2 separate regions of the Homo sapiens genome follow, and region 2 is linked to region 1. The links are chromatin contacts, found by Hi-C or POLR2A ChIA-PET in ENCODE. All regions are on one chromosome and are shown on one strand. The core of a region is the stretch at or near the end of the contact, and the rest is flanking DNA. Distances in the headings are between cores, read along the strand shown. Region 1 overlaps IGHMBP2 (immunoglobulin mu DNA binding protein 2). Region 2 holds the start of LINC02701 (long intergenic non-protein coding RNA 2701).

Region 1 (5,619 bases), core at 611-3,110:
CAGGAAACAAGACTGCGAATGGCGCTCAGGCAGGGAGCAGGGAGTGGCGTTTGGCTTGCACGTTCCCATGTGGCCAGATGCTGGGGCCACTTTCCTTCTGTCTGCTGGTGACTGCAGTGTTCCCCCTCCTCCTCACCACGGGGCTCCTGTGAGTCTGGGGGGCACCTCTTTCTGGCCTGTGCACCTCTCTCTGGCTTATAAAGGTGCCTGGCCTGTGCCAGCCCCTCCTTGTTGCGCCTCACCGTGGGGACCAGGTGAGCCGGCTCTCCCACGTGGTTGTCCCGGGAAAGCTGCCCCACAGCCTCAGCATCTTCAGCACTTACCGATCCAGAGCCTCCCGGCCTTCTCCGGTGTCCTGTACCAACTCTTCTATTTAAGAGAACCTCAGATGATGTACCTGAGCCTCAGGGTTTTGTTTCAGAGGGATATAAATTATTTAAAAATTAAATGAAAACGTTGCACACTGCCCCAGTGTGTCTGCTGCGGGTCTAAGGGGCGCGCCCTTTGCCTGTTCTGCTCAGCTGCTGTGCCCTCCCCGCCGCGTCTCTCAAGCCCCCTCTCCTTCTGACCTCTCTGCGGCAGACTCTCCCGGTGCAGGCTCCTCTCTCCTTAAATCCCATTCATGTCCTTTTATGTCCCCGATGGTTCTGAGTGAGGTTGAGCTTCCCTGACCTGCACCTAGGGTGGCTGTCCCCCAGAGGCCATTTACGCAGCGCATTCGGCTAATGTGTCCTCAGGCCAGGCCTGCACGCTTTGACTGCCGTGTTCTTGCTGGTCCTGGGCGACTCTCCCTTCCTACCCGGACTGACGCCCCACCCTGGGCCACTAGAGCCCCTCCTCCTCCCCCTGTCCTGTCCTTGTCTGTTCCCGTCAAGTGGCTTTTGGACTGAATTGTTTGGGAAGGGGACCAGGACTCTACTGCATTTTGTGTCAAGTGCGGCAGAGTTAATCTGGTTGCTTCCATAAGTGCTGAGCACCATGCACAGAAGGCTGCAGTTCTCATGCTCTTTGAGGACCCGTGGCTGTGGGAGGCATTTGTGTAATGATGCTCTTGGGGGATGAGGGCACCATTGGAAGCATCTCCCGGTTGACACAGCACACAGGGACAGGTGTTCTTCCTGCAGGGGCGGGGGCGGGGGTGCCTGCTTAAGCTCCCCAACTTCCCAGAATCCAAACAGCTGATAAGAGTCCTGCCCTGGGGTTGACACGGATGCTGAAAGATGTTGGCTCTTGGGTGGGAGACAGCCGACAGCCACACTCCCTGCCTCCTAGGTAGCCTGTCTGCAGGAGAGAAGGAGGCCAAAGAGAAACAGACCCAAAAATGGGGGTGGGAGAGTGACCTGATGACACTGTTTGAGCACCTGGATGTAGCCATGCCTGACCTCCACCCCATTCTTCCTGGTGTCCTGAGCTAGTAAATCCCCTTTTTTAGCTGAAGAAGTCTGCCTTGGGTTTTTGTCACTTGCTGCCAAAGAATCTTTGCTGACCCAGTCATGCCCACATCTGTTTATCTTATTGGGCATACCCCTCCCAGCATGGAGGCAGTATGGAATTAGTGTCGCCCCACTCATTAGAGAAGGCACGATTGGAATCCAAGCCCTGTACCTTTATCCAGGTGTTCTTCTGTGGGCCGTCCCACCAGGAGGAGCTTGAAGTAGAGGAAGGCAGCCAGCATCAGCGGCGGGCCGGGCGGGTGGGGGGTGGAAGCTTCTGGAATCGGAGGGACCTGAGTCTGAACGCCAGCCAGCACCACCGTCCACTGAGGTGTGGCCTCAGCAAGTCACCTCTCCTCTCTGAGCCTGTTTGTCATCTATGAAGCAGGACGGGAACAGTTGCTGCCGCGCCAGCTGTGCTAAGTGGAAGACATGAAGTGCAGCATCATGTCCTTGCGGGACCTGGCTCCGGGTTTGTCGTCTCCCTGGCTGTGCCCCCCAGCCTCCTGCATGGAGCCTTCTCCCCTTCAGCACTGACCACCGCGGCCCTTGGTGATGCATTGTTAAAATGCCAGAACCCAAGGTTGCAACATAAAAAGTTTCCATTTCTCATCCCAGAGAGGCCTTGTTAGGAAAATATTTGTAGCTGGTTGTTTGAAAAGTACCCTACAGTTTGGCCTGGATAGGGTAACCCAAGAAAAGGAAAAAAATTTCCCAAGCCAAACGTCTCCCTGGCCAGCTGGAGTGTGGTCTTGCTGACAGTAGCTGCAGGCTGTAGCCCACCCGGGCCGGAACCGGGTGGAAGAGAGTAGAGGACTCCCTTCTAAGGAGAACTGCCCACCTCCACCCGTGCGGCTCCCCTGAGGTAGCCCTGCCATGTGCTCCTTTCCGGGGGTGCCGGGCAGGGCAGTGGGCACAGGCAGGAGCCCCTGCCAGCTCTGGGCTTTGCTCCTGAGTTTACTTGGGATGTGCTGCGTGCCTTGGGGCCTCAGTTTCCTCCTCTGTAACATGGGGAAGTAACAAGACCTGTCTCAGGGTAGCTGTGAAGATGAAATGATCAAACACACAAGGCCTTGGGTACGGCGCCTGGCTTCTAATAAATGTATTGCCCTCCTCCTCGTCATCTTGCAAAGCAGCAGTGGAGAGGAACGAGACGGCACATGCCGCTATAGAAGGGTTTCAGCAAATGGCCTTTCCTACCAGAGACAGAGGCAAGAGTGCCCAGGTCCCAAGGGCCCACCGGTCAGCTGCTGGTGGAAGTCGCAGGTCCCCCAGTGTGGGTCTGCCTGGCTTCCTTGCACCCAACACAGCTCGCCCCCGCCCTGTGCCGAGCAGGCCAAGGGTGGGCCAAGGGCGGGCCTAGGGCAGGCCTGCTCTGTTTACCTTGGTTTGTTTGGAGCTGCCCAGAGGGATCCCAGAGTGGGCTGAAGGGCACCACGCTGCTTTGGGAGGTTTTAGGCCCACGTTATAGCCCTGGCACTTAAAAGGAATTGTGGTCACCACTGGGAGCATAGCAAAAGCTGCAGCCTTATTTGGTCTGGAAACTTCTTTGCTTGCAGGAAAAGCAGAATGGGGAAGCAGGCTCTCGTGTGGGTGGGCAGATTGGGGCCAGTTCTTCATTACCCAGGGATATGAATTACTTTGCTACCTCACTTGGCTCTGGTTTTGGCTTCTGGCCTTCTCCACTGAAGCTGCAGCTCACAATCTCCCCCAGCCCTCAGCTGCCAATGAGCTGTTCTGTTGTGCAGCTTTATTGAGGTGTAATTGTCATGCCATAGAATGCACTCGTTGTAAATATACGATTCAGATTCGATGATGTTAGTAAACATGGGGCTGGGCCACATACCCCTACCCGTCCCTACTGCTGGGTGCTGGTCTGCAGTTAATCTCTGCTCCTGCCCTCAGCCCCAGGCAGTCACCAGTCAGCTTTCTGTCCCTATAAATTTGCCTTTTCTGGAAACTTCATATAAATATAGACTGTCCCCAACTCCCCGTGGTTTTGACGTAACGATTTTTTGACTTTACAATGGTGCAAAGGCTTGTATGCATTCAGTAGAAACCACCATTCTGTGTTCATGTTCAGTACAGTATTCAGTAAATGACATGAGAAATTCAACACTTTATATTATCAAATAGGTTCTGTGTTAGATAAGTGTGCTCAGTAAGCGTTCTGAGCATGTGTAGGGTAGGCTAGGCTAAGCTACGATGCCCAGGAGGTCAGGTGTATTGAAAGCATTTTCAATCTGCAATGTTTTCAATTCCCCATGGATTTGTGGGGAACATATTCCCATCATAAGTCGAGGAACATCCGTATCCAGCCCCGTGCATCTGCGTTCTTTTACTTCACCTGATGTTTTTGAGGTTTGCCCATGTGGTGGTGTGTATCAGTGTTTCAGTTCTTTTTATTGTCAAACAATGTCCCATTGTATGGATACACCCATTTAGTGTATCCACTCATCTATCGGATATTCAGATTGCTTCCACTTTTTGGCTGTTTTGACCCATGAGGCTGCTATGAATATTCATCGTTCAAGTCCTTCTGTGAAAACATGCATTCTCATTTTTCTTGGGTAGATTCTTAGAAGTGGAATTGCTGGGTCATAAGTTAGTTTATTCATTTAAGAAACTACCAGGCTTTTCCAGAGAGGTTACACCATTTTACATTCCTGCCAGCTATGTATGCGGGTTCTAGTTTTTCTGTTCTTGCCAACATTTGGTATTGTCTGATTATTATTACTATTACCACCATGTTGGTGGGTATATACTATGATCTCATTGTAGTTTTAATTTGCATTTTCTTAAAGACTAAGGAAGCTGAGCACCCTTTTCCTGCGCTTACGGGACATGTAGATATCTCCTTTGGTAAATTTTTCTTTTTTTTTTCTTTTTTTTTTTTTGAGACAGGTCTTAGTTTGTAGCTCAGGCTGGAGTGCAGTGGCACAAACAGGGCTCACTACAATCTCGACCTCCTGGGCTCAAGGGATCTCCAGGCTCAAGGGATCCTCCAACCTCAGCATCCCCGAGTAACTGGGACTACAGACGCGTGCCACCACACCTGGCTATTTTTTTTTTTTGTAAAGATGGGGTTTCGCCATGTTGCCCAGGCTGATCTCAAACTCCTGGGCTCAAGTGATTTGCCCACCTTGGCCTCCCAAAGTGCTGGGATTACGGGCGTGAGCCACCACACCTGGCCTCTTTTATTATTATTATTTTCATAGAGACAGGGTCTTGCTTTTTTGCCTGGGTTGGTCTTGAACTCCTGGGCTTAAGCCATCCTCCTGCCTCAGCCTCCCAAAATACTGGGAATATAGCTTTTGCTAAGCTCCCAGCAGTGACCACAATTCCTTTTAAGTGCCAGGGCTATAATGTGGGCCTAAAACCTCCCAAAGCAGCGTGGTGCCCTTCAGCCCACTCTGGGATCCCTCTGGGCAGCTCTGGGATTATAGGTGTGAGTTACCGTGCCTGGCCCTTTGGTGAAATTTCTGTTCAAATCTTTTGCTCATTTTTAAGATAAATTGAAGTGTCCTATTATTGAGATATAAGATATCTTTAGGCCGGGCATGGTGGCTCATGCCTGTAATCCCAGCACTTTGGGAGGCCAAGGCAGGCGGATCACGAGGTCAAGAGATCAAGACCATCCTGGCCAACATGGTGAAAGGCCATCTCTACTAAATATACAAAAATTAGCGGGGGCATGGTGGTGTGCACCTGTAATCCCAGCTACTCAGGAGGCTGAGGCAGGAGAATCGCTTGAACCTGGGAGGCAGAGGTTGTAGTGAGCCCAGATCATGCCACTGCACTCCAGCCTGGGCGACAGAGGGAGACCCTGTCTCAAAAAAACAAAACAAAACAAAACAAAACTTTATATAGCCTGGATAGAAGTCTTTTATCAGATGTATGATATGCAAATATTATCTCCCAGTCTTTGGATTCTTTCAACATTTCCTTAATATTGTCTTTGGAAGTGCAAAAGTTTTAATTTTTTAAAGTCCAGTTTATCGATTTTTTTTCTTTTATGGCTGTGCTTTCTGTGTCATGTCTAACATCTCTTTACCTAAATTGAGATCACAGAGGTTTTTCCTATGTTTTCTTTTAGACATTGTACAGATTTAGTTCTTCTGTTCAGGTCTGTGATCCATCTTGAGTTCATTTTCATGTATGGTATTGGTATAAGGCAAGGGCCAAA
Region 2 (6,185 bases), core at 2,919-5,418, 74 kb before region 1:
GGCCCTCCACTTCCCAGGTGTGGAAACTGAGGCTTAGAGAAGGGTGAGGACTGGCTGAAAAATCCCATAGCAGATGAGCAACAGAACTGGAACCCAACCCAGCTCTGCTCCACTCTGACGGCCACAACAGCCCAGCAGGTGGTCTGAGTGGTGCTGGGGACACCAGATGTGACTCAGGTGAGATATGAACACATGGGCTTTATATCCACAGCCAGGTATTTATTTTAATGTGTATCAATAAGTAGCTGTGACATCGAGGCTACGATTTCACAGCTGCAGTGATGTATGACAAGGTTAAAGGAGGGATTTAAGCTAAAAAGTGAAAGAAATGAGGCTGGGTTCACACCTCTAATCCTAGCACTTTGGGAGGCCAAGGCGGGTGGATCCCCTGAGGTCAGGAGTTAGAGACCAGCTTGGCCGACATGGTGCAACCCTGTCTCTACTAAAAAAATACAAAGGCCGGGTGTGGTGGCTCACACCTGTGATCCCAGCACTTTGGGAGACCAAGGCAGAAGGATCATGAGGTCAGGAGATCAAGACCATCCTGGCCAACGTGGTGAAACCCTGTCTCTACTAAAATACAAAAAATTAGCCAGGTGTGGTGGCACATGCCTGTAGTCCCAGCTACTTGGGAGGCTGAGGCAGGGGAATCACTTGAACCTGGGAGGTGGAGGTTGCAATGAGCCGAGATTGCGCCACTGCAGCCTAGCGACAGAGCAAGACTCCGTCTAAAAAAAAAAAAATACAAAAATTAGCTGGGCATGCAGTAATCCCAGCTACTCGGAAGGCTGAGGCAGGAGAATCGCTTGAACCTGGGTGGCAAAGGTTGCAGTGAGCCGAGATCGCACCACTGCACTCCACCCTGGGGCACAGAGTGAGACTCCATCTCGAAAAAAAAAAAAGTGAAAGAAATGAAAGAAGTGTGAAATGATCACACCCGTGGTCATAGGCTACCGCAAAAGAGTCCAGAAACAGTGAAAATAGGCAGGGGCCTCACTGCTCCACCTTGACTCGGGCAAGCCCTTCCCCCTTGCAAAGACACCAGGTAAGATGGGTGGCTGCAGGTGGCAGTCCTGGGCTTGCAGGTGCCCCATCCTCACACACGCGCATACGCATGCAGGGGCACACACTGCAGAGGCCGCAAAACAGGCCTCCTCTCCAGCCCTACACCTGACCTGAGCTTCTCCCCACGCTCCAGGGAAAGATAATGACCACTGGTCCCAGGTGCCAGGTGCACGTGGCCACGTGGAAGGCTGGGGACGTGACAAGAAGGAGGCAGGGCTGGGGAGGAGTCTCTAGGGGTGACAGGGTGTTTAGAGGCCCTTAGGTGCTCTATCCCCCACGTCCAGGTGGGTCAACACTGGTGGGCTTTGTCTTGAGAGGATGCCAGGATGAAGGACAGGACTCCGGGCCCGTGCCTTGTCACAGCAACACCAGCAGGCCCTCCTCGGCCCCAGCCTTCTGACCACCCTGGCCTGTGGGAGCTCTGGGCCTTCCCGAAAGCCTCCCACTGCTACCGGCACTGGGCACTGCCAACAGCCCGCCAGGCTGCTTTACCTGTAAACTGCTCCGGAGGATTACCAATACGGTAGTTTCCTTTCGCCTGTTCTACACTGTACATCCTGTACCACAATTCCCATGCCTTTTGCTTCCTTCTTTCCCTCCTTTCCTATCTTCCCTCCTTTCCTACCTTCCCTCTGTCCCTCCCCTTTCCCCTCCCTCCTTTCCTCTTTCCTTTCCTCCCCTTCTCCTCCCCTTCTCCTCCCCTTCTCCTCTCCTCTCCTCTCCTCTCCTCTCCTCTCCTCTCCTCTCCTTCCTTCCTTCCCTTCTGTCTGCATTTGGTCAGTTACTCTCTACCTTTTTGTTGCTGTTCTCACACCATTGGGCCCTATTTTCATTTTGATTTCTTACTCTTTAAAAGAAAAAAAGTAGCCGGGTGCAGTGGCTCACGCCTGTAATCCCAGCACTTTGGGAGACCGAGGTGGGTGGATCACCTGAGGTCCGGAGTTGGAGACCAGCCTGACCAACACGGAGAAACCCTGCCTCTACTAAAAATACAAAATTAGCTGGGCGTGGTGGCGCATGCCTGTAATCCCAGCTACTCCGGAGGCTGAGGCAGGGGAATGGCTTGAACCCGGGAGGCGGAGGTTGCTGTGTGCCGAGATCGTGCCATTGCACTCCAGCCTGGGCAACGAGAACAAAACTTCGTCTCAAAAAAAAAAAAAAAAAAAAAAAAAAAAAAAATATATATATATATATATATATATAAAGAGAGAGTCATCATTCCAGCATCGCCCCTGCCTTCTCCTCCCCAGATTCCACTAGAGGAATGTCTAGTGGGGACTCTCCTCTAGCCCCATTCATGTTGAGTGTGAGCACACGCATGCACACATATGCACACACATGCGCACACACGCACAGGCACACACACACCCGTGAAGGCATGTAGGCCAGCCCTTTATGGCTTTATCTCCCCGTGTTTTTTTTTGTGTGTGTGTTTTTTGTTTTTTTGTTTTTGAGACAGAGTTTCGCTCTGTCTCCCAGGCTGGAGTGCAGTGGCCCAATCTCGGCTCACTGCAAGCTCTGCCTCCCGGGTTCACGCGATTCTCCTGCCTCAGCCTCCCGAGTAGCTGGGACTACAGGCACCTGCCACCACGCATGGCTAATTTGTTTTTTGTATTTTTAGTAGAGACGGGGTTTCACTGCATTAACCAAGACGGTCTCAATCTCCTGACCTCATGATCTGCCTGCCTTGGCCTCCCAAAGTGCTGGGATTACAGGCATGAGCCACTGCGCCTGGCCTATCTCCCCGTGTTTTAGACAACCCATGTTTCAGTTCAATTGCCCATTCCAATTTTTTGCCCAACTATTCCCCTGAGGATAACTCTCTGCCCATCGTTGGACATGATGGGGTGCACAGGATGTTCCTCGGGCTGAGGAAATGTGACCCCACCATCCAAATTGGTGCAGTGTCTTCTGTTCTCCTTCTTTTATGCACTCTGAGCATTTGCATCCACCACCAGGCAAGCCAAGCCCAGTCCCGAGCCGACACCCAGGGCTCCGGCATCAGCCTGACTTGCAGCTGTGTCCAGGGCCTACCCCAGGGAATTGGCCACACAGCCAGCAGCAATGTCTGTCTCTGTTGCTGGCTGACAGCACTGTCCTTATTGGCATTTTATGCCTCAGACGGTGCAAGAGAGACACTGACTAGGGGCATTTACTCACTTGCTATCATGAGGCAGAAATTTAAATAATAATAATAATAATAATCAGTACTGCATTTATTCACGCCAAGAAAAGTAAAAGCTAAGGCCCAGAATATGGCAAGGCAAAGGCTAAAAAGAAAAGAACAAGTTTTCCTCTTGCCTAGCAGCTCACTTTAAGGACAGTTAGAAGATAACGCTGTCCAAATAGCCAAGGCCAAAGGAATGGGCTCCAGACACCCCCCTCCCTTCCAGAGCAAGCTTGAAAGAAAAAAAAGAAAGACAGGTTCTTTTACTGTTACTCTTTTCCCAGGCTTCTTAAGCATGATTAGCATGATTATGTTTTACAAATGTCTGTATTTAGCCAGTTCTTGTTTTTCTTTCAATGCAGCTACAAGGCCACTGGCTAGGTCACAAATTATGTTATGCTATAGATTACGTGACCTGTTACTGTATGATTAACTGCTTTTATTTTGCTACTGCTTTTATTTTGCTCCTGTAAGGCTGTTTATAAAAACACTGCTCTTTGTTCAGGGCTCAGCTTTTGGATGTGAATCCTCTGAGCCGGTGCGTACCTAAAATAAACAAATCCTTCTGTACTGCAAATTGGTTTTTCCGTTCCTCAGTTTACCGCAACATTTTTGGCAACCACGAAGGGACTGGAGACGGCAGGCTTACTGTCTCCTTTGCCTCTGGGGGCTGGAGCGAGGGTCTCAGGAAACCTGTGACCCCAGGTGCCACCGGGAGAACTTCAGCCTGGGGGGGAGATCAGCTCTCCTGTGACCTGGCACCCCTACCCAGCAGCGAAACGGAACCTAAAGAGGGACTACAGGATGATTTCAGAAACAACGCGCTTCAGGAACCACAGTAAGGTTTTGGGGGCTCAAGGCAGGACCCGTCCCTTGGACAGAAGGGAGCCTGATCATCTCCCGGGGTGTGCCAAATAGTCCGAACCAGAGGGGCTGGGGGTGACTGGAGTGGCTTGTCAATTTGGATGAAACTCACACCCCGCCGACACAGGATGCAAGAGTGGCTCGCCAAGTCGGCTAGGGAACTGGAGGTGGCAAGAGTGGCTCGCCACCCCAACTGGGAACTAGAGGGGGCGAGAGTGGCTTGCCACCCCAGTTACAAACATGGGAACTGAAGGTGTGTGGAAGTGTGTGAATGAAAAGGCCTCATTAGGCGCATCAGCTGCGAAGTGAAGAGTCACAGATCCCTTAGTGTAGACTGTGTGCTCCGAGAAAGGGTGGGGCCGACTAAGACTAGTGGTGATCTGCATATGGCTAATAGGAGCTGCCCTACAGCTCAGAGTTGCAGCAGGAATAAGGACCTCTCCAAAGCCAAGCAGCATCTGAAAACCCCCATAATAGGAGACAGTGTGGTTGGTCGAAACGAGAGGAAGAGTGAGTAGGCAAGAGTGAATGTGCTGCGTTGTAAAGGGAGGAATGGGAGGAAAGTCATCAAAACATCAAAACTTACTCTGTGGGAGTGCATGTTACGGAACCTTAAGAAAGGTTTTGCAGGGGATTATAGAGTTAACCCCCTCAGAGGTTGAGAACTCTGGGTGAATTAGAATTGCCCTCTTCTGGTGTTGGATGGCTGACCGAAGGAACTACAGACAGGGAACAATTGGCCATGTATTTAAGGTGGTGACAAGGGTTGGAGAACAGCCAGTGTACCTGGATCAATTTCTTTATATTGACTCATAGTTAAATATAATATAGCCAAACCCAGCATTGATCCAGGCCTGTTTAACAGCTTATTGCAAAAAAAACCAAAAGTGAAAATAAGAGCAGCTTTGCCGGCAGACACAGAGTTAAAAGGGAATCCCAGAGACAGCAAGAGAAGCCAGTTTTACAGGAGCCACCAAAGGTAACAGAAATTCTTCCTCCATATATCCCAGCCTACCCCCGCTTTACCGAGGCCGACAGCCCCCCCAGGAACCAGATTCAGGAGCTAACATGCCCCAGGTCTCACCTCGAAGGGGAGGATCAGAGCCTTGAGAGGCCAGGAAGGAGGTCAAGATAGTCAAGTGGGCCATCTCAGATCTGGCCGTGCTGGAGCTATGCAAATGCCTCTCAGGGGGACACGAGGACCTATCTATTATGATGACCAGGATCCCAACTAGGACCCAGAGGATGAAACTCAGCTTCAGCGTTTGCAGAGGTACCAAGAGGCACTTCTGCAGGGGCTACGAGTTGGTAGAAGGAAAGCAATGAATATAAAGAAGATTTCAGAAGTGCTTCAAGGAGCTGATGAGAGCCTAAGTCAGTTTTATAAGAGACTCTGTGAAGCATTCCGGCTTTGTACCCCATTTAACTGTGAGGCTGCTGAACATCAGCCTATGGGGAATACTTCATTCGTAGGGCAAGCCCAGGGTGACATCAAGTGGAAGCTGCAGGCATGAATACCACCCAGTCCATAAAAGTGGCCACCACGGTGTATGTTAACTGTGACCAAGGAACAAAACGGGAAAGAGCAAAAGCCACAAGCGCGGCAGCTAAGCACGCCCACCATTAAGTTCCTCTCCCCAGCCCGGCTCTATCTGGAAAAAGAAGGGGCCAGGGACTTGGCGCCAGGAGAAGAGCAAAGGAAAAGGAAAGGAGAAAGTAACAGTAAGTGTGAGAAGGGAAAGAAGAAAGTAAAAAGGAAATCAGAAAAAAACAGGAGAGACAGGCGGCAGTGCACGGGGGCGGGGCCCGTGCCGTTGTCCGGCCCCACCGGCTGGCCGCAAGAGCAGAACTCAGGAAAGAAAAAGGAAAGTAAATTGAAGGCTTAAGAAAAAGGCCAATCTGTTGTCAACAGCTCTTATGGAAAGGGAGATTAGCAATGTGAGAGGACGTGGATGCGGACGTAGACGTGGAAAAAAGTCAAGTTAGGAATGGATTCAAGAGCCAGACAAGGTGGGCGCCTGTGATCCCAGCTACTCGGGAGGCTGAGGCAGGGGAATGGCGTGAACCCGGGAGGCGGAGTTTGCAGTGA

Evidence for each region. A loop is a pair of places that touch in the nucleus more often than their neighbours do. ChIA-PET counts read pairs that join two places held with the same protein, here RNA polymerase II (POLR2A). Pooled maps may share reads with other maps.
Region 2: a loop to region 1 is called in a map of heart right ventricle, with 7 times the contacts of the local background. The contact joins the promoter of LINC02701 here to the enhancer-like site in region 1. A Hi-C loop is called at or near these places in 2 of 168 maps with a recorded cell type or tissue (heart right ventricle and mammary epithelial cell) and 1 of 50 pooled maps. POLR2A ChIA-PET finds 5 or more read pairs at or near these places in 3 of 52 experiments (A673, K562 and Panc1).

The regions. Positions count from the first base shown.
Region 1 is chr11:68,940,136-68,945,754 of GRCh38, forward strand. It overlaps IGHMBP2 (immunoglobulin mu DNA binding protein 2), which reads left to right. Exons shown (of 15, transcript NM_002180.3): 15 at 1-466. Among named protein-coding and RNA genes, the nearest start is that of MRGPRD, 38 kb to the right of the region's middle. Within about 2 kb of position 1,861, at least 4 of the 41 ENCODE cell types and tissues checked have a DNase peak (open chromatin) inside an H3K27ac peak, as active enhancers do.
Region 2 is chr11:68,864,192-68,870,376 of GRCh38, forward strand. LINC02701 (long intergenic non-protein coding RNA 2701) reads left to right here and starts at 4,169. Exons shown (of 2, transcript XR_950253.3): 1 at 4,169-6,185.